Linked DNA regions of Mus musculus: regions 1 and 3 are each linked to region 2. Evidence: chromatin loops called from intact Hi-C (ENCODE). Cell type or tissue: left cerebral cortex. All regions are shown on one strand. Links, peaks and the distances in the headings refer to the core of each region. The heading gives the core; the rest is flanking DNA. Region 1 holds the start of Gm24263 (a small nuclear RNA gene). Region 2 overlaps Apba1 (amyloid beta (A4) precursor protein binding, family A, member 1). Region 3 overlaps Apba1 (amyloid beta (A4) precursor protein binding, family A, member 1).

Region 1 (7,294 bases), core at 1,311-6,310, 560 kb before region 2:
GAGAACAAACACTCACCCCATACCTCGGCTCTTGCGAATAGCGCAACAATTGGTGTATGTGAACGTCCCTATGGTAAGGTAGTTCCTACTTTGTTTCCTTGTCTGCCTTAGTTTGGGATGGCTGGATCCTATGATAGGTCTGTTATATGTTTTTGAGAAACCTCTACAGTTATTTCCATAGGGGCTCCATCAGTTTATATCCCCACTAGCGGTTCATTAGACTCTCTCTCTTTTCCCACTTCCGTGCCAGCACTTGTCATTTATTATGCAGAAGTTGATTTTCTCCTTCCACTATGTGGGTTCTTAGGGTTGAATTCAGGTCAATTCATGCAGAATTGGCAGCAAGCTCCTTAACCTCCTGAGCCATGTCGTCAACCCTGAAGTTTTAACTTTATCAGTCATTATCATTTTCCCTTCCTTTTTGTCCCTCCAGAATATCATGACTCCTCAATTTTCAATTTGATAACCTCCTTTTCTTTCATTGTTACTTACATATGTATGTATGTACAACATAACACAATATAAATACAACCCACTGGAATTGTGTTTTGTTGTTTCTATATATATATATTCAGGGCTGACCAATAAATACAGGACTTATCTTTGGGAGAGATTATTTCTCTCTTTCTCAGCGGTCACTAGCTGCCTATAATTTTTTTGGAACCTGTGGTAGCTTTGCTCCATTCCACATTTGCACATCTATTGATATTGCCATTATTCCTGTCTTATTTATTCAGCCATTCCTAGGGGAAGATTTTCTCACACACACACACACAAAAATGTGGTAATATTCTGGCTCTTATAATCTTTCTAACCTCTCTTCCAGAACATTCCTTGAGCCACAATGGCAGGCACTATGATGTAGATGTACCTGGTGGGGCTGGCTTCTCCATGATCCCTTGACCTCTGCACTGTATCAAGTTACGGTTTTTCTGTTATGGTCTCCACTTGCTGTCAAGAGAGTCTTATTTAGTGAGGAGTGGTAGCTACACGATATGTATAAAGATATGATTTAGAATTTAGTAAGGAAATGTACTGGTCTAGCCAAGTACTGGCAGTACATACTTTTCTAATGCCCATGACCTCACTTGCCCCAGGAAGGTGGCTGGGCTTCCACTTCTAGGCATAATTTTCTTTCTGTTTTTAGGTCAATTCCACAGCTATTGTTTGCTACCAACATTTGGATGCCACTTATTGTACTTTATCTTTTTTAATTAAATAAAAACATTTTTATTCCCGTGTTGGAAATTAAGCCCAGGGGGTTGGTTATACATCCTAGAAGGGTTGGCTCTAACTTGTGCTTGCTTTGGCAGCACATGCACAAAAACCGGAATAGTAAAGAGAATGCTAGCATGGCCCCTATGTAAGAATAATATGCAAATTTGTGAAGCAGTTCATATTTTTTTCTAACAATATTTTTATTGATTATTTGGGAATTTCATATAATACCCCTGATCATACTTGCTCTCCATCCCTTCCAGATCCACCTCCTACTCTTATGACCTGCCCCCCACAAATACACTAAGTCTAATTTGTGTTGCTCATATACTCATTGGAGCATGGTCAAGCTCCCAGCAGCCAGCCCCTTAAAGATAACTGAGTCCATTCCCACCCCTCCCACCCCATCTCAGCCAGAAGCCATCAATTGTGAAGAGCTATGCTTCAGCGTGTTTATCACAAGTTTTAAGGACTCTATTCAATGGGTTCCTGCCTGGACTGTCCCACCCTCCTTTTGGTGGGGGAGAGGTTTCCTCAGAAGCCTTAAATGACTTTCATTCTCAATTTTGAGTCTGCAGTCATTGATATCACTGCAGAAGAAGTATTCCCACCTATGACAATAAGCAGCAGCAAGGATCACAGACATTAACATGGCTTCCAGCAGCAGCACAGACTATGGACAGCAACATGTCATCCAGAAAATGAACCTTTCTTCAACTCGTGTGTATATCTTGCTTTTGCTCAGAGCCAGGGTGATTGTGTGATTGAGCAGCTTGTTGCTGGGTTGGCGGGCAAAGCCCATGTGAGTTCTAGGCTATTGCACACCTCCCTGCTGGTTCTACTGTGCATGTAAGGGTCTGAAAATCACTGAAGGAAGACCCCAGACTCAGATAGTCTGCAAAGACAAACAACATTTATTCTGAAGAAGCATCTAGCATGCGGGGTCAACCATTCTCCAAAATGGTGACCCCAGACAAGAGCACTCAGGCCTTCTTATAGGGAACTGTGGGACTCTCTAGGATTAGGTAATCTAAAATTTCATTGGTGAGTGCTAGGGGGTACCAGGTGGTCAGTGGTTTGCATTCTTATGTCATGAACATTTAACAATAGGATGAGATAGGGCTGCCCAGCACAGATGGCCCATCCTGAGATAAGCTATTTCCCTATTTTTGTGGTTTTCCCCAGGCTGTTCTTTGGGGGGTGGGCTATGACCTTGTTTCTGGATTTTATGGTCTGTTCCTGGAACTGGTACCTTATGGCCTCTTTCCCCACCCCCTGAAATCAGGTCTGATCCTTAAATGGAGACAAATGGGATTTATGTGTCCTTTCAGACAATGACAAGCTCATTTGTCCACCTCATGTGCACCCCCATACCTGCTGCTGATGCCACCAAATCTCTACCTTGGTGAGTCTTCTACCTCTCTCTAGCATATATGCCATTCGTTCACCCATCTTTCCTAACTCTCCATCAAACATTCACCATCAAAGTGGCGTTGCAAATTGCCACGTCGCACACAGTATATATTGCTTTTCCCAAGCAGCTTTATGTACAAATTTTTATTGGAATGAGTCATTGGTCTGATTCAATGAGGTTTCTGTTTTCTAAAGTGCCATAAATACTGTATTATTCTGAGACTCATCTCAAAGGTCTTGCTGTTGTTCAGGGTCAGGCTCATCTTGTGGCTGGGCAGAGGGTTGGAAGGCAGGATCTGCATAAACTCCAGGCAACTGCATACCTCCTTGCCCTCAGTGCCAACAGCCCTGCATGCTCACTGGGCATGCAGGTATCACTTCAGCCCTGAGCTGTCGTCCCCCTTGCAGGGTTAGCACTGCAAGATGCAGCAGCAGTGGCCATATCTCTAGTTGCCCTTCTGGGCTGTGTGGCAAGGTGTACCAATACCACTTGGTATCTTCAGCGAAGAACAGCTTCAGCAAAGCCAAACAATGACCAGTAAAGAATGGCAAGGCATACCAACACCGTCGAGCCTCATCCACTGTCCACTGGGCTAGATTTATATCTTTTCCAAACATCTCATGTTCTCTCAAGCATCTGCACTAGCAAAACATCATAGGCCCCTTTTCTAGGCTGCCTCAAAAACAAACAAACAAACAACCCTGCCACATGTCTGTTCTTAGCAAACCATCCTTCCATGTGTCTGCTTCAACAAAAACATCCTCTCATAAGACAGTTTCCAGAGAAACATCACATGACAAGACTGAGTCTCCAAAGAAACCAGCAATTTCCACGTCACATGGGAACACTTACGTGGAGGTCACTTGACAACTCACAGGCGTTGTTCTCTCCTGCCATGTGGGTTTTGGGAATCAAGCTCCGTTCATCAGGCTTAGCAGTGAGCATCTTTATCTGATTAGCCATCTAACTGGCCCTCCTGCCTTATTTAAAAACTGTTTTTAGGAGACTTTTGGTTGGATTTGAATCCATTGCATATTTTATAATATGCAATCATTCATTGTGCAGTCTAATAATTTATGAAGTGTTAGAAGAGGGGCTATCCAGATTAAAAAGTAGTATACAACCAAAAGGACCAACGAAATTATTATAGACCTCCAAGGCGACCTTTTATACTCCTTCTGGTATTTGGAACCCATGTGCACATTTGTGATAAACTAAGTGCTTTTCTTGAACAATTAAATAATCCAGACACAGCTCATGAAAACTAAATTAGGTGATAATTTTTTAAAAAGATGGATCTGTAAAGAAGTCTAACTTTGCACAAGCTTTTTGAGGAATTAATGTACAAATCAGGAGAACTACAGTCAGTCACATCGGTGGGAAGGAGAAGACCTTGCTTAGCCACTGGTTAAAGAAAAGGAAGGTGACCTGGTAGGATTCTATGGCTGCTTTATCCTTAAGATGGCACTCTAAGCTCATGCTTTTCTTATACAGAAAGAGACACAAAAATAACTGAATTTTACTAATTCCTTATCACATAAACTGGGAAGACTTTTGTGTCCAAAACTTAATGTGTCTATGTTCTTGTATGTATTACATTGTTGTTGTTGTTGTTGTTGTTGTTGGGTATTTTGAGGGCCTCACTTTGTTTTGAGACCAAGTTTTATTTAGCACCGGCCACCTTGAATTTCTTACAGGACCAAGGATGACTTTGAATTTGTGATTCTCTTCAGCCCCACAAGTGTTGGGACAGCAGGAGTGTGTTGCTATGTCTTATCACCTATTACTTTTTGTTATTCTTCATAGTAACTACTTTATCTCTTTTGGCAAAGTAGGAAAAAGATCCAGAGGGTTAAAAAAAAGACTTACTCTCAAGTCCAGTTTGTAAGGAGCCGAGTCAGAATTTGAGTGGAGGCATCCAGAATCCATGAGCAGGGGGCCTAATTTCTGGTATGTGCTATGTCTTTACAGAGATCCACATGCCAGAAATCCAGTCGTATTAGAAAACTTATTAGTTATGAAAACGTATTTTTCCCCAGTTCTGGTTGTATGGGGAAACACAGGGATGAGACATCAAGGAAGCCAAGTCTTATCCCTCCAAGAGTAAGTCACAAAAGCATCCAGACCTCTGGAAAGCTCCACCGTGGATCTCTACTGTCAGACGCCGCTCCTGGGCTTTCCCCTGGAGTCTGAGCACGTGACCACATCGTTTGTCTTGAAATTGTGCTGGCTGTCTCATATCCCATTGTCTTCACTAATCTGTGCATGTCTTTGTAACCTCCATGCTTGCTGAGACGCCCAGAGCACAGGTATCTTAAGCTATCATCTCTGAACTTAGTTCTTCCATCTTAAGCCAGACCTCACATCAGAGGTACTGCGTTTTCCATATCTGTGCAATTCCTCCCCTCTCTACATAAATAATCACCATTGCAGATGGTGAATCATAAGAGGGAAGCCAATCTGCAGGGAAAGCTGTCTCTATTTCAAGAGCTTGGGTGTTTAGGTGCTGCCGAGAACTGGGATAAATGCAGAGACTGGGATTAAATGGTTAAGTAGCACCTAGTAACTGGTGTGCCTCCCTCTTGGGCACTGCTAAACCTGGAGATACTACGGAAGCTGTGCTTACATCTGCCTCTATTTCCATCCACACTGAATATAGTCAAATGCTAAAGGCAACCTGGAGAGGAAAGTGAAGCATGAAACCTGCAAGGAGCACAAATGAGGCAAGGTGAGTCACTCCGCTCACTTTCCACCTCCTTGACTCTAAAACGGACACTAAAAACCCGGCAGTCGTTTCTTAGCAACTGCCAGTAATAATTACCTCTTTCCTTGCTGCCTGAAAAAGATACTCTAAGCCATTGAGCTGTCTCTCCAACCCACTAACCCACTCCTCTCTTTTTTTTCCCTTCCAGACAGGGTCTCCCACTGAACCTAGAGCTCATCGAGTGGCCACCACATCAAGCTTTTTGACAAGGTGCCTGGGGCTCCTAACTGAGGTCCTAATGGTGGCAGGGCACCATTTTGCTGACTGAGCCACCTCCTTAGCCCCATATTGGAGCTATTTGTATAGCCAATAAACCCTAGAAGACGGAAGCTAAGAACCTTCGGCTACTCTATCATCCACATCGCTGATGGAGTTGAGGGAGAAGCTAGCAGGCTGAGGAGGCTGTTTTAGAGAAGGTTAGAACACAGGATGGGCAACAGGCTAGGTTTCAAACCCGGGTCTTGCACTGACTGCTGATCTGGAAAACATTAAATGTCCTTATCTAGAAAATGAACCTGCTGCTAGGATCTACACACGGGTTGTTGTTAGGATTAAATAAGTTAATGCCTATGACGACATCTTTGCCTGTCTCTGGAAACAGTAGGTCTTCAATAAATGTTAGCTGGAATGATTACGGAAGACTTTATGTCACTGTCAAGGATGCCAGAGAAATGCTTTATTCATTTGTCACACAGCACAAATACCTCACTATGAACTCAGATAATTGTGGGTGAAGAGTGTTCGTTCCTTCATTCAGCAAATGTAATATACTTATAGGTGGAACCAATGCTGTGAGGGATTTATGATGCCTAATGTACATCAAAATCCAATTGCACCTCAGTGTCTAATTAATCATAGGAAAAATTTTCATTAATACAATCCTGTCTTATTACATAATGAAGTTAGTTTTCCTCTATAAACCCAGGGATGTTGGTTTTTGTATGGCTGAGTATTTTTATTTTCTAAGTAGTGTGGCATGCAGAGAGGCATGGTGTTCTTCACAGATGGGGCCAGCGGATTTACAGCCTTGCAAAGCTAAGAAGTTGACTTTTACCGCCACTTCAGAGCTATGCAGTCCTAAGTAACTTTCCACCTTCTGATATTCTGTTGTTTCACTTTGTTGTCTTCATGGTGCTTGGGATCAAAGCCCAGGCCTTGCTCTGTTTAGCAAGTGCTCTATCACTGAGCTACATCCGCAGTACTGATGCTTGGCTTTCTCATCTGTGAAAAATGCTACTAACATTTCCATTTCAGGGGTGAGGGAGAGATTAAATTCATTTGCTCATTTGATTTTGTTTCTGGGCACCAAGAACACAAAAGCAACAACAGATTCTGTGTCCTGGTTAGTGATACGGCTCAGTACATGTAGATACTTGCAGATAAACCCGCCAAATCAAGTTCGGTCGTGTGGTAGGTAGAAGGAGAGAGCCTATTCCTTCCCCTTTCCCCATTAATTTGTTTATTTATTCACTTTACAGCCGGATTGCAGCCTCCTCCCTCTTCTCCTCCCAGTCCCATCCTACCATCCTCCTCCTTTATTCCCCTCATGCTTCTTCTCAGAGAAGTGGAGCCCCCCCCCCCCGCCCCCGCGAATACCCACCCACCCTGATATATCATGTCACAGCAGGACTAAATGTATCCTCTCCCACTGAGGACAGACAAAGCAGCCCAGCTATGGGAAAGGGATCTAAGACTCCCAACAGATTCAGAGACAGGCCCCTACTCTGTTAGGGGACCCACATGAAGAACAGAGCTGCAGGTCTGCTACCTGTGTGTAAGGGGCCTAGGCTCAGCCCATTCATATTCTTTGTTTGGTAGTTTAGTCTCTGTGAGCCCCCCGTGGGCCCAGGTTAGTTAACTCTGTAGGTCTTCTTGTGGTGTTCTTGACCTCTCTGGCT
Region 2 (7,294 bases), core at 796-5,795:
TGTGAAATTTCCCTCACCCCCATTAGTGTTTCAACGACTGCAGCCATTATTTAAGTCTTCTTTAGGAAACCATGTTGTTGAGATTCCATGGGTGCCACATCCTGCCGTATCTAGAAGACACTGTCAGGGCAGGTGCCCTGGTCCTCTTACCAGCCCCCACCCCACCCTCTCTCCCACTGTTCCCTGATCGGTTCATTTCTTATCTCCATCTAGCCCAGTCTTCACCTCCATTAAGATCTGTCAGAAACACTATCCACGGTAGAACCAACCCAGATCTCCATTAGTGAGAGAATGAATGGATGGAAAAATTGAATGCAGCAACATACTAGTCCACAATTAAAAAAAAAAAAAATCTGAGGAGCTGTTTAATGCAGCACTATAAGGGAATCTTTGTTGATCCAATGGAGTCAGACTCAAAAAATATTAATGTAAGATTCCACTGTTATGATATTCAGAAATAAGTAAATCTAATCTACAGTGAGAGGGTCAGGAATGGGAGCCACAAATAGGGTAAAGAAGGAGTATTGACTAGAAAGGAGAGAACGTTTTTTGAGCGACAACAGCATCCTGTTATTTATAGATAGAAGGATGTGCAATTGCACACACACACACACACACACACACACACACACACACACAAATTCACCACACTGCACAGCTGCACAGCTCTTCCAGAGGACCTACGTTTGATTCCCAGCATCCACCTGGTGGCTTGAAACCATCTGAAACTCCAGTTCTAGGAGATCCAGTGCCCTCTTTTGGCCTCTTACGGTACTGCACACATTAGTGCACAGGAATGCATGTTGGCAAAACACCCATAGGCATCAAAATTAAATTTTAAAAAAGGACTTCTTACAAGGTTTAAAACTTACAAATTCTAATATTGTAAAGTATCTTTTCTGTTTTACAGAATTTATATTCTATAAATCCTATTACTCTGGTAGATTCTATAAACTTTTATTATATTTAGATAATATAAACTCTGTAAAAATGAAACTACCATTCAACCATGATCTTAAAACTAAATCAAACCTGCCAAGTTAGATTCTACAGTTTGAATACATTATTTTCTAATTTTTAAAGTTTTGTTCTGGAATAAGATTCAATATAAACAAAAGTCACTTTAACAGCTAGAGGGCGTATCTGTTTCAAATTCCAAAGTGACACTGATTTTTTTTTTTTTTTTTTTTTGAGTGTGTTAATATTATCGTCTAGAGAAAAGAACGGGCTGTTTTGTAAATTCATCTTCACAGCTTGGGCCTGTTAAGCTCCTCCGTGGGAGAAGTTGGAGGGACACATTGCTTGGAGCAAACGCTAGGTGTGCGTTTGAACTCCGTGGGCACTGATTTCATGCAGGACATCTTTGCTTTGTGTGTGAGACTAAGCGGTCAGCTGGGCTGCTCTCATTTGCTCTGTGGCATGAATTTGCTGAAGAGAAAGATACAATGTATCAGGCAGTGTATCACCGCCTCTCTCTTAGAAACCCAAACCCCACTCTTCTCACAGAGCAGCTACCAAGGCGCCTAGCTGAGTAAACCAGAGCCTGCGTCTGTCTCTACACCAGATTCTTTTTCAAACTGAAATGTTTCCGATTTGCCATTTCCTGGTACACAGAGTTTTGTTGTTGTTGTTTTGTTTGTTTCTGTTTTGTTTTGCACCAAAAGATTGTATGGAACCTCTTGGCCTCCAAAACTTCATAACATAGCTTGGAGTAATTAGGTTTTTTTTTTCTTCTAACAACAACTACAACAACAACAACAACAGGTCACCCAGACGACTTTCTGTGACAAAATAGCCGTGGTAGCAAAAAACAAAAAAGTGTTGGTTCTGAAGTTCCATACTCCAAAACAGGAAGGCAGGGGCATCATGTCATTAGTTTTGAATACAGATGTTAAGCTGTAGATCCCTGCAGGTTCCCATGAGCCCAAACTTCCAACAGCAATACAGAGCAGCCAGGACATTCACCTGAAATCTGTCCCTGAAACCCAGCATCTGGTTAGGGACTCAGATGCATTTTAAGCACTCCATTGTCTGAAAGCATAACACGCCAACATGGATTTCTTCACATTGTTTCTGTTAATGCATTAATATATATCTCCATATTTCCTGCTTGTGTGTTCCCATCCACATATGTACATCAATGCAGCATATGCAAATGTCCGTGAAACAACAGTAAATTATGGATGTTGGTAAACGCCCTGGGACCTTTGACCTTTGACCTTTGAACTTGCTGGTCCCTTGATCTGGCTGCCTTTCCCTCCCCAGATAACTAGATACTCATCCTCCCGTCTCCAGCATCCTCACTTTGCTTATTTCACGGGCCCCTTTCAGAGTGCAAAGTATATATTTGTATTAGAAACTCCTCAGTCTACATCCCATAGGGGCAAATGCCTTGGCTGTTTTATTCAGTGCACATTCCTAGTGTTTACCACAGTGCCACACATTTCATTGAAACCCAAGCAATGTTTGCAAAATGGAAGAAGGCCTGGGTGAGTTAAAGGTGATCTGATCCCATGTTCTATGGTACCTCAGGCATCATTCCTAGTCAAAGCCGGTGTGCATGCGCTGACTGACTGGGACTCGCAGGACAATCGGAAAATATGAATATGAACTGAAGACAGGAGAGGTTAAGGGGGTGAGGGAGGGGAGGGGGACTGGTCCAAGTTGAGCTGAGAAAAAGGAGGGGGCTTTCAGAAGGCATTTAGGAGGGTGGGAGAAAGAGACATGGTTGTGACTGCTGGTGAGGCATGTTATGAGCCAAAAAAATTCAAGGTCCAGCCCAGGCGGTATCATCCACTCACATGGTACGGACTCTCCTAACAGCCGGCTATCTAGAAAGACTATGATTAAGTCTCATTCTCAAGTGTACAGGCAAGACTCTACACTTTGCCTTGCTTTGCGTTTTTTTATTTTTTTATTTTTTTTACGAACTTATTTCAGAAGCTGTCTTCCCTTTCTCTTTTTGGACCCTGGTATAACTGGAATCAAGTTCAACTTGGGGCTCTTCGCGCTACAATTACACACTCTCACCACAAGAGGGCACTCGAAATCCGGTGAGGGCAAAACCTGGCCACTTTTTTTTTAAATTTACTTTTTACACTCGATATTCCATTCTCCACCACCCCATCCACCCTCCGACTGCTCCATACTCCAGACCTCCTCCCCACCCCACCCCGTCTCCACGTGGATGCCCCACTCCCCACCCCACCTGACCTCTAAACTCCCTGGAGCCTCCAGTCTCTTGAGGGTTAGGTGCATCATCTCTGAAAGAACACAGACCCAGAAGTCTTCTACTGTATGTGTGTTGGGGGCCTCATATCAGCTGGTGTATGCTGTCTGTTTGGTGGTCCAGTGTTTGAGAGATCTCGGGGATCCAGATTAATTAAGACTGCTGGTCCTCCTGCAGGATCGCCCTCCTCCTCAACTTCTTTCAGCCTTCCCTAATTCAACAACAGGGGTCAGCTGCTTCTGTCCATAGGTTGGGAGCAAATACCTGCATCTGATTCTTTCAGTTGCTTGTTGGGTCTTTTGGAGGGCAGTCAAAAAGGATTGACACCCCGAGGGCCAGGAGAAAGAATAAAAACAGGCAACTTCAGGAAGTAGGAGGTTAGGGGGACCCCAGAGTACACCAGAGACCTGAGAGGTGAGAGACTCCCAGGACTCAAAGGAAGGGACCTTAGATGAAACGTCTGACAGTAGGGAGAGGGAGCTTATAGAGCCCACCTCCGGCAGGAAGACAGAGCATCAAATGAGAAATAGGGTTGCCATCCCATAATCACATCTCTGACTCATAATTGTTCCTGTCTGAAAGAATTACCGGGATGGAAATGGAGAGGAGCCTGAGGAAAAGAAGGTCCAGCGACAGGCCCAAAGTGGAATCCATCTCAAGGGGAGGTCTCAAGGCCTGACACCATTACTGAGGCTATGGAGCGCTAACAAAAACCTGGCCACTTCTGAGTAGTGACGAACCTGAGAGTTAAAATGTATATACCATGGTGGGATGTGAAGTGATGACTCAGTGAATCGAACTGGTGGGAAGTGAGATTTGTAGCTTTGAGGAGGATCTTGGGTGGGAGGGGCCTAGAATGAAAGAAGACAAAAATCTCCCAAGGTACCAGGAACGTGAGAGCCAGGGTTACTGACCTCCCTCAGGCAGTATCTCAGGTGACTGGCAGGCTGCTGAGACCGTTGCCCCATCTTTTGCCTTAAGGACAGACTGGGGGCTTGTGCTTAGCCCAAGCGTGGTCTTGCGGCTGCGTAAGGATAACTCATTTCCCTTTCTACGCTTAGCCTCGTAGAGTTTTGAAGCTGTCCCTAGGGCTCCACGTGGGCTCTCTTTCACTCTGCCCTCCATGAAGACAAGCGTCTCTGCTCTTCCTTTGGGAGGTTTTGTGCCCACAACCTCAGGCCTTTCAGGGCTTCCACCGCCTTCCTGTCTCGCCAACTGTTTCCGCGACAAAAAGAGATGTCCGCTTCTTCTTGTCCAGATTGATCTGAAGTGGATGACCTTGTCTGCCTCAAAGGAGACAAAGGGTGGGGTGGGGTGGGTGAACAGGAGTTTCTAACTGGGGCATCTGTGCGTGGCAGACCCAGTCGGACATCATCGGAAAGAGGCAGCCTCCGCGAGGCCACGCCCTCTCTCTCCTGCAGTTTGGTTTCCGCTCTCCTCCTCTGTATTCTTTTGGGTACCTTTCCAGGCTTCCCCCTTCACCCCCTACTTTATCTTCTGGTTTCTTGCTCTCCTGGTGGCCCTGGCAGAAATGACGGATAGTCCTGCAGCTCTGTTGAGCCTCTTGTTAGAACTGTTCGCCTGGTGCCTTGCTTTAACTCAAATTGACTTGAAAAGCTTCTGGCATGGTTATGTTCCCTCTAGTCCCCACACACAAGGCATCACGGCTCCTTTAACTCACCTGCCTGCCCTGGGCCTGAGCCCTCTGTGTACCCCAGATGGTAGCTATTCAATGAACAAATATGTGCAGTGCCTGTCTTATTTTTCAGACATAGCAAGAAACTTACTCAGGTGCCCTGGACCTCCTTTCATCTTAAGCAATGCATCTCCTGTTACCCTTTGAGAGCTTTCTCCCCCCGTTAGCTTGTTCTGTGCAGATCCAGGGGCATTTCCTTATCCCCAGGCACCTAATAGGCAAAATAGTTCCTGCCGGCCCGTGTGTATTCATTCCCTGTGCCTCTGTAACAATTGACTATGTTCTTAAGACTGGAACATGGCAAATGTATCGATTTCCAAACCAGAACCTGACACGGGCTCCACAGAGTCATAGCTGGGAACTCTGCTCCTGGCTGCAGGCTTCAGGGAGGGTCTGTCTGTTTCTTTGCTTGTTCTGGATGGCAGAACTCAGTTGCTGGAGTTGTAGGATTAATGTCCCCAGTTCCTGGTGGCTGTCAGCAGAGGGCAATAGTCAGATGTTTATAACATTTGACCTGATGTTCTTCCTCTATCCTCCCGGTCAGCTGTGGGTCAAGCTAGCCTCGGCCAGCAAACCTCTGCTCTTTCTTTGGTCTCTAACTCAGACACAGCTGGAAAAATCCTCCCCTTTCAAGGGCTTGTTATTAGGTTGGGTCCAGCCTGATAATCTGGGATAATCTCATCTCAGTATCTACTCCCTTCTCCCAAACTACAAAAGCCCTGTGTGGTACAGGGCAGCACGTGATTGGCCCCCAGCATTTGATGTGGACATCTGTGGTGGCTGTTGTTCTGCCTAGCCCAGCACTTCACAGGTCTTTCCTTGAAAGGAACCCCACATGGTGGGTATATCTGGGAAGGCAACTCCTGTGGCCAAGCACACACAGCAGGCAGGAAAAGCTGTCTTCTCCCAGCCTTGCATTCACCAGCCTGGCCAAGGCTGTGTGGGCTCTGATGTTTTAGGACACTGCCAGTAGGCTCAGCTTTGAAGTATGATAAGGAAATGGAAAGTTTATAAAAACAAGCTGGGCATGGTGGCTGACACCTATAATTCCAGCACTCATACAAGCTGGAGCAGGAGGATTGCTGCCAGTTCATGATCTGTATGGGCTGTGGTGTGAGACCCTCTGGGAAGAAAAACAAAGGAAAGAAGGAAGGGAAAAAAGGAAGGAAGGAAGGGGAAAAAAGGAAGGAACGAAGGGAGGGAGGGAGGGAGGGAGGGAGGAAGCTCTATTAGCATTCTGTTGCTGACATAAGCGATTCATTCTTCTCTTTATAATTATCCTTCTTTGGTAAGAGAATCCAGGTTTATTTTGGGCTCATGTGAGCTCAAAGACGATGGGCCATGTTCACAGGGGGCCTCCTATGGACATCTAGACCATCGATGTCCATAATCCATGGGTCACACCTTAACCCAGTCAGATTGTGAACTGGCAGCAATCCTCCTGTTCCAGCTTGCATGAGTGCTGGAATTACAGGTGTCAGCTCCCATGCCCAGTTTGTTTTTTATCAACTTCCATTTGCTTTATTAGACTTCAAAGCTGAACCTACTGGCAGTGTCCTAAGACACCAGAGCTTGTGAATGCAAGGCTGGAAGAAGACGAACTTCCCTGCTCATGCTTGGCCGCACAAGTGATCTATTAAGTGAGAGTCTCCCCAGTTCCCTACTCAAAGTCTCCAACTGTAATTAAACCACAGCAGCCCGGGCAGGATGCCCCATAGAGCAATTCCTCAAGGAATAGAACTGTGGCCAGGAAAGGAAGCCTGCAGCATGAGCTGGCCAGTTATGTCACAGCAGAGTAAATGAATGAGCTGGTCAGAAAGGTTACACTTTTTCTAAGTCTTGGGGATTTGTCTGAAAGGCCAAACAATGATTTTCATAATGATCAAATAGAATCTAGGACAAAAGGTACCCACACTACCCCCAAATAGAAATGACACTCCCGTACTGCTGAACTGAAGAATTCTCAGTCCAAACTGTGAACTTCTAAAGTAAATTTAACTTGGGGTTGGCGACTTATCTCAGTGCTAGAGAGGTTACTTAGCAAATGCAAGGCCCTGAGTTCCGTCTTCAGCTCTAGGGGACGGGAGGGAGGCAGTAGATTTATCTTTCCAATTTCAAAATTCATCACACATCAGAAAATGTATAAATCCCAGAAGGATAAAGACACGTTCCCACCAGCGGAAGCCTCGCTGTCTCTTCACATGTTCCTTATTTCCACTGAAGAGGTGACTTCCACCTGGGTCTTCCATGACATTTAAAAGCCAATTTGTTGAAGGTCACCCAGCGGTAAGCTAATTGGCTTAAACATCCTGTTTTCAAACTCTCTTTCTAGCATCTAAAAATCATTTAAGGGATGAGCCCAAAATAGC
Region 3 (7,294 bases), core at 1,090-6,089, 60 kb after region 2:
ACAAAAAAAAAAAAAAAAAATGTGATTCTCCTTGGGATTGAACTCTACGTGAAGCCAGGAGCATCATGGTCTATCAGCAATATTGGCAGCATGGGACCATGGCTTTGTGGTGATGTTATCAACTTACAATGTTGGAGTCTGGCGCCATTATAGGGAAGACTTACCCCCATTTTCTTCATGTGTAAAATGTGATTCCTCCATCAGAGTCCAAACAGAGGCGTAAAGTTTGAGTGGGTAAAAAGGAAATAGGGAGCGTCAGGAAATGGTGTTTTCCGTTATTACCGCTTTCTGTTCCTCTAAGCCATTCACCCAAGCAAACACACACCGTTTATAGACACACGTGAGAGGCATGGAAGTAAAAGATGAGCATGACATAGCCCTTGTTGCCAGAGAGCTCACCCTCCAATCCATCCCCAGTACTACGTTGGGGGAGTGAGGCATCGTTTCACCTAAGGCCTCACAGGACAGCCAAGTGCCAAACAGACAAACCTTGAACAGACTGTCTGAGCCTCCCAAGCAACTAGGATTACAGGTCTGGCTAAGAGACATTTTTTTACGATTGGGCTCTGATTCATATTTAAAATAAATCCATCACTTCTCATAGTAAATGGTTCCAAGATGTCTTAGACTAGCAGGTAGATAGACCACACATGTAAACGGTGAACATGGGGGTTGGCTGTGGTACTCCCCCCATGACATCATTCACTACCTTGGCTCTCTGTGTTACAGTTCCTGGACCGTGCGACCCTGAAGACTTGATCGATGGAATTATTTTTGCTGCCAATTACCTTGGTTCCACTCAGCTACTCTCAGACAAAACTCCCTCCAAAAATGTACGCATGATGCAGGCCCAGGAAGCAGTAAGCCGGATCAAGGTGAGGGGGTCTGCGTGGTCTGAGGTGGTTGGGTGACTGAGGGGACCTGAGCAGGCAGTGTCAACCCACAGCTCTTAGACAGTGGACTAAAATGTTGCAAGCGGGCTTATTCCTGCCTAACTAAAAGCCCAAGTCTTTCCATCTAAACCCTATTCAGGTTGCTCTCTTGAGAGTATATTCATATGCCATGGACTTGGCTCTAAGTGCCTTTAAGGTGCAGTTCCAGCACTGGCTCTCCACGGACAACTAGAGGCCATTGATTAGAGCAGCCCTCTGTTAGGTTCTATTAACCTGTCTCGATGCCAGTCAAATGAACTATTTGATTAAACCATACTTGGGTAGTCTGAAGAACTTAAACGAATCCTAGTTTAAACTAGTTTGAACACAGTCACCAGCCATTTTCATTAGTTTTATCAGGAGGTAAAGGAGGAAGCCAACTGGGTACACGGAGAACCAATTTCATCTAGTCTCAATAATTCACAAGTAGATTGAGCTACACAAAGTCAATCTGTAAATGCAGGACTCCAGAGACTCCACCATAGTGCCACCTAGAGTTATAGATACACCAGGGTAGCAGGAATGCTGGCTGTGCACATGCTATCCAAAAGTCCCCGTGCCCTCAGCACGTGGAACACACTCAGAGAACCAGCAAGGCGAAAGGTTAGGATTCACCAGTTCCTTCCCCCCACCCCCCCCCACCCCCCATTTCAACTAGTTAAGACTGAATCTCCTCTGGCACCATCGAGCCTGATGCTGATGTGGTTATATGGAGTGAAAAAGGACAAGAGAAGGCAGCCAGAGGTCTTTATCTGAGGAGACAAGAGGATCCTTGAGCCCGTCTTATGTAGGATGATGGGGGGGGGGGACAGTGGAGAACGTGAGTCCCTCACCTCTAACCACAACTGCTCAGAGGGAATAAACCAGTCAGTAGAGACACCAGGTGTCAGGAGGAGAGGATGTCAGACGTGGAATGCCACAGGAGTACCCTAGAGGTTAGAAGGGAAGGAGGTGCACGCCTGAGAGAAACCATCTGAAAGGAAGCAAGATTTACTGCAGCTCGTGGTTTCAGAGGCCTTAGCTGGTGGGTGTTTGGCCGTGGGGCAGAAAAGCACGGGGAGACCCACTGCTCACCTCACTGAGACAAACAGAAGAGCCACATGCCAATCCTCTCTTCACACACCCTCCCCAGCACCCACCCGTGCACTCTCCTAACTACTTGCTGTCTCTCAGACCAATCAAGAATCAAGTAGACAAGAATAACCATCATTCATAAGCGCACCTCTTCCCACGGTAACGCCTAGACGTACCTGTTCGAGCCATAATTAATCTCCAAGTGAAGAAAGGAGTGAGGATATTAACTCCCCCACATCTCCCCTGGCACACTAGACAAACTATCAACTGTGAGCCCCTGTGAAAAGCCAGTTAAACACTTCCAGTGTGCAGTGACTGCGGATAAACATCAGCATTCCAAAAGGGAAGAGTACACGAATGACAGGGAGGACTTGAATAGCTAGACCCAAACCCAGCAGCTAGCAAAACCCTGTAGCCTTGTGTCCAGCATCTGGAGGAATGTGGTGGCAGAGTGTGACCTTCCGGGCCACATCCCCTGCAGCCTGGCCAACAGTAGCCCACAAGGTTTGTCTCCGAAGGCTGGGGCTTTAGTGGCTCAGAGTTCCTGGTTTTGCATCTGCTTTGCTGGCATCTCCATTTCATCTGTCTTCACCCTCATATTTTCACATACCTTGAGGGCTCCCCACAAACTGGTATCACATGGACAACACCAATATCCGACACCAGCCCAAGCAGTAGCTGGACCTCCTTGGGTCATGGCTACAGGAGCCTCTGAGTGTCTGGGCAGCTAAGCACAACAAAATGATTTCCATGGTAACAACTCCCTAGGCATCTGTATGCATTCAGAGCACCCCAGCAGTCTTCTCTTTCCAGGGAAAGTCTTTCAAGTCAATTTACATTCTCACATCACTGAACTTACAATGAATAAAAAGCCTGCTGGTTCCTAAGTTGCCTTCAAGGCATCTTGCAACGAAGTACTTCTCTTCTGCTGGGAACTTAACTTTTTAGAAACCATGCCTTCCATAACTCAAACTTTTCTTGGACTTTAAAGCAAACTGCAAGGTTCTCATGTCTTTCCACCCTGCCTCTACTCCCCATTCTAACTGTAAATCTAACCCAGAGCAACATCAGTGCCCATGCAATAGCCTGAACGGAGGCTGTCTTAAAATTCCCTCTGCTAGATTTAAATAGAACCTAACACAAAGTCTTGGCATATGGACAAAATCTCACACAAATGGCCACTAGTCCAGTTTCCAAATAAATTCCTCATTTCCATTTGAAATGCCATGAGCAGTTTTTACTGTCCACGGTGTATTATCCAAACTCTTGCCATCAGTAACCCTTAATCCCTGGGGAGAGAATTCTGGGGATGCTAACACACATCTGCAGACTCTTCCCACAAACTGCTTGTGAAAGCGGCTGAGCCTTGTGATCAGGGGTCATGAAGACAGCGCCTCCCCTAGCACCAGTGTTCTGTTTTGAGAGAAAGGATTGTCTTTAGTTCACAGCTGCAGAGCCCGTGCTCAGCTAAGTGTTGTTTCTGGGCTGTGGTGGAGAAGAGCTTCTTGGCTGGAAGGTGGAAAAAAGCCAAGCTACTTACCCCTTGGCAGCCAGAAAGCAGACAGGCAGCAAGCGTGAGTGCGTGTCTACGCTGCAAGGCTCATCTCCTAGCTTCCACCCACAGCAGTCAAGACTCACCGTTACAGCCAGGGCTGCCATTCCCGTGCTCAGGAGGCTAAGACAGGAAGGCGCCTGGGCTCCATCACAAGTCCTGTCCCTAGAATCAATAATAAGATTAAGCATCTTAAGTCTGCAGCTGCTTGGTGCTCCCCAGAGTGCTCCCCAGGGTGCTCCCCAGAGTGCTCCGTGGTGTTCCCTCACCCCTCTTCTTGCTTCCTTATCAAGCAGCTTCCCATGGCACCAGCGCAGCCTCTGAGTGTCTGTCGCTCATGTGACAACGTCACTTGGAGAGCAAACACTTCTCTCTCAAGCTCAGAGCCATCCTCTCCTTAGCTGCCCATAGAACATATAGTAAGCTGTGACTTGAAGTTACCATTGATTTGTTAGGAATTAGGATGTACAACCCAGGGAATGGTTTACAGCTCCCTCATAGGTCACTGCACTGATAGCAACCTTAGTGTTGAGTCTGGCTTAACAGTTATTCCATGTGTCCGGCTCCATTCAGGCACTTCATCTGTGACGCACAAGCCTTGCCTGTGCCTTGAGGCCCCCTCCATAATGTACGTCTTCTCTTAAAATGAGCCTCTTCCGGGATGATGGAAAGCAGGAAGTCCAATTCTTTGAAGAGAAGCTCCTGAGACTCACAGACGTGCATCTTGCCCCCTGACTCCCAGCAGGGCTGCACCAGGAAAGCAAAGTAGCAGTTTGACCCTCAGGCTTTCTGAGCTGAGTGTGTTAGTCAGCTCTCCACCACTGCCGACTTCCACCACTCGGACAAATACCTAAGATAAACAAAGGACGAAGCATCTGCGTGGGCTCACACGTTCCCAAGTGTCAGCTCACAGGCACTTGGCTGTGTTGCTTTGGGCCAGTGGTGGGTAGTGCAACGTTAGGAAGTACATGGTGAGAGCAGGCTGCTGACTTTGTAGTAGCCAGAAAGGAAAGAGTCATGGCCCAGATAACCCCTTCAAGGGCATGCCCCCAGGAACCTAACTCCCTTCCATTCAACCCACCTCCTAAAGCTTCCACCACCTCCCAGGGTAGCAAACCTTGGCACGTGGACTTTTGAGAGAACGTTCTAGATCCAGGTCACACAAGTTGGCTACTTCCGGTTGTTTGTCTCACCCCCAGAGACACACTAGTGCCAGAAAGTTCCTCCATCTTAATTTAACACCTCCCAGCAAGACTTTTAAAATAACGCCTGAGAATTTTTTTTAAATCTCTTTAAGAAAAACAAGCTAGTTTTCAAATGGAGTCTCAATCCAGACTCCCGCAAACACCAAATGTAGCCCTAAGCCCCCCGGATGAGTGGTCCTGTGAGCCTTCCAATGGCTGCACAGACCACCGTGACCTGTCATAGCCCACCATGACCTGTCATAGCTTGCCTGGTGACTTCCTGACAGACAGGAAGCACCTGGCAATGAGTAGAAACACCTCGGGCTGTCACACTGACCCATGCGTTAGGCCAGAACCAAGTATGCGCTACACTCTGAACCCATCCAGAACAAAGAGCCACACATGAGAATTATGTCAGAACACCAAGTCCCATGACCGGGCGGTCTTTCCAGAAGAAGGCAACAGTCTGACACTAAGGGTTACTGGGGACCGCCTGGACCAGAACACTGAGAGTTAGTTGCCTTGAGGCCAGTTTCTCATTGGCTCTACCTATCAAGTCTCCCAAATCCAGCTGTATTTTGGGGTTCAGGCTTTAGTTGGGGCCCCTTGTTTGTTCACCTCCTGACAGTTGGGGACTCCCACATATGAGCACCTGTGTCTTTCCACTCCTCTTACGGCACCTAAGGAGGGCTCAGATGGGGCTCAGGGTGGGTAGCAGACTCAGCATCAGCCAGACAGAAAGCAGCCCACATGGTGAATAGCAGCATCCTTCACCAGCTCCTCCGGCACCAGCTGTACCCTGAACTGCTTTCTTGCCTCCACAGTGGGAGGTGACCGTGTGGCTTTACCTTAAGTCCAGTTCTCTCATGACAATCAGACCCTTTACTCTGAAGTGCCTAAGTAACCAGCACCCCAAAACCCCACAGCTCAGTTAAACCTCACATTAGGTGGCACTTTCAACACGAGCAAGTGGCCAACTGATTATAAGTATGTTTTAAACCCACCCCGAGCAGTGTGGGTATTTGAAAACCACGTATCTATCTTTTACAAGTAAATTGAGGCAGTGTGAGGAATTTGCGATAAAGTAGTAAAATTAAATGGTTACGTTTCACTTACAGCTTCTAAGTATTATTTTAGTATGTGCTTCTTGTGCGCTTGAAGGAACTGCTGCCTATCCATAAATATCTCCTGCTTCATGATCCTTTTATATCCCTCTAAGTGCTTCTCAGAATGACACACACAGCCTGAAGTCTCTTCCCCTTGCGAGCGGAGATGGCTGTGTTGTCATCTCACCTAGGAGGCAGCTGAGTTAGGAGCCGGCTCGGACCTCATGGCAGATGGAGGACAGGTGTGTCCCCAGCAGTCCAGTGGGCTCCAGAGCATGCTCTGCAGACATCACTCCCCGAGAGACTGGGTCCTTCTGGCCTTTCGAGAAGAGGTACTTCTAGGTCACTTCAGCACAGTGAACAGAGTGCGGCAGGGCCACGGATTTCAGTGCCTACCCAGGCATGGAGAACAGAAAGCAATACCAGGTATTCCTTTTCCAGTCTGCTGGTGCAGTCCATAACACCAGGCCAGTGATAGTCTCTGGCCCTTCCACTTGCTTAAAGTAGGCTGGTTTCTTCCCTGGTCTTCTGGCCTTATCTTCTCTCTGTGTAGCCCTGGCTGTCGAACTTGCTCAGCAGACCAGGCTGGCCTCAAACCCTCAGAGATCTACCTGCCTCTGCCTCCACCTCCTTAGTGCTGAGATTAAAGGCGTGCACCATCACTGTCTGGCAGTTACATTTTCTTTAACAACGTACATGTCCAGATTTATTTGCGAAGTCGTAAGAGAATTTAGATTTGTTTTTGACCAGGCATTCTCTCATACATACATACATACATACATACACACACACACATATACACATACATACATACATATACATATATATACAAATACATATACATACATGTATATGTGAGACTTTGGTTTAAAAAGCTGTTTCTATGGAGATTTTTGTGATAGGCAATTTAGAAGTAAAATTTAGCCAACATCCAGTATTAAACCTTGAGAAACTGGCACTCCAATAAATGAACCAGAAAAGCTGTATACCTGATGCTACAATATTGCAAACTGAGGGATCTGAAAACAATACCCTGTTCCATCTACCAAGATACAGGAATAAAGCCAAGTCTATACCAGCAGCAGCAGAATTAGAACTCAGCTGCTGTGGCTTCCCCATCTGTGGAACTTTGTCACTATATCTTAGAAGAACTACTGTCCTGGCAGGAAATGTGCATCACACACACACACACACACACACACACACAACCACCACCACCAGAAGCATCAGCAACCAGGAATGCATTAGAACTGTGAGTCTCAAAGTATGGTCCAGAGACCAGCAGACCAGCATTGTGTAGAAGCCTGATGGACATGCGAGCTCTCCAGCCTGACTCCAGATTTCCCAAGACAGAAGCTTAGACAATAAGGTGATACCAAGAGTCTGCATTGACAGGCTCCAGGAGAACCTGCTGTGTGTGGTAGCCTGGTAGTGGCCTGTCAGTTG

What was found. A loop is a pair of places that touch in the nucleus more often than their neighbours do. Peaks named below come from ENCODE experiments on the same cell type or tissue, not always from the same donor. Only the 100,000 strongest peaks of a DNase experiment are listed, where the experiment ranks them.
Region 1: it touches region 2 in a loop (4-fold over the local background); 2 of 42 quality-filtered maps call a loop at or near these places.
Region 3: a loop joins it to region 2, with 2.3 times the contacts of the local background. A loop is called at or near these places in 3 of 42 quality-filtered maps.

What each region holds. Positions count from the first base shown.
Region 1 is chr19:23,295,032-23,302,325 of GRCm38, forward strand. Gm24263 (a small nuclear RNA gene) reads left to right here and starts at 1,298; the gene lies at 1,298-1,404. Gm41821 (a long non-coding RNA gene) reads left to right here and starts at 4,899. Exons shown (of 3, transcript XR_877770.2): 1 at 4,899-5,360; 2 at 5,545-5,812. In left cerebral cortex, for the core only: a CTCF peak has its summit at 4,087; DNase peaks (open chromatin) are centred at 4,071, 4,577 and 5,177; H3K27ac peaks cover 1,443 bases.
Region 2 is chr19:23,857,552-23,864,845 of GRCm38, forward strand. All of the region lies in intron 1 of Apba1 (amyloid beta (A4) precursor protein binding, family A, member 1), which reads left to right. Among named protein-coding and RNA genes, the nearest start is that of Gm34076, 56 kb to the right of the region's middle. In left cerebral cortex, for the core only: CTCF peaks have their summits at 3,002 (motif pointing right) and 5,380 (motif pointing right); DNase peaks (open chromatin) are centred at 3,023 and 4,046; H3K27ac peaks cover 216 bases.
Region 3 is chr19:23,916,824-23,924,117 of GRCm38, forward strand. It overlaps Apba1 (amyloid beta (A4) precursor protein binding, family A, member 1), which reads left to right. Exons shown (of 13, transcript NM_177034.3): 5 at 730-875. It overlaps Gm34076 (a long non-coding RNA gene), which reads right to left and starts at 734. Exons shown (of 3, transcript XR_386615.3): 1 at 165-734. In left cerebral cortex, for the core only: CTCF peaks have their summits at 1,435 (motif pointing left) and 3,244; DNase peaks (open chromatin) are centred at 2,875, 3,135, 3,517, 5,537 and 1 more place; H3K27ac peaks cover 1,531 bases.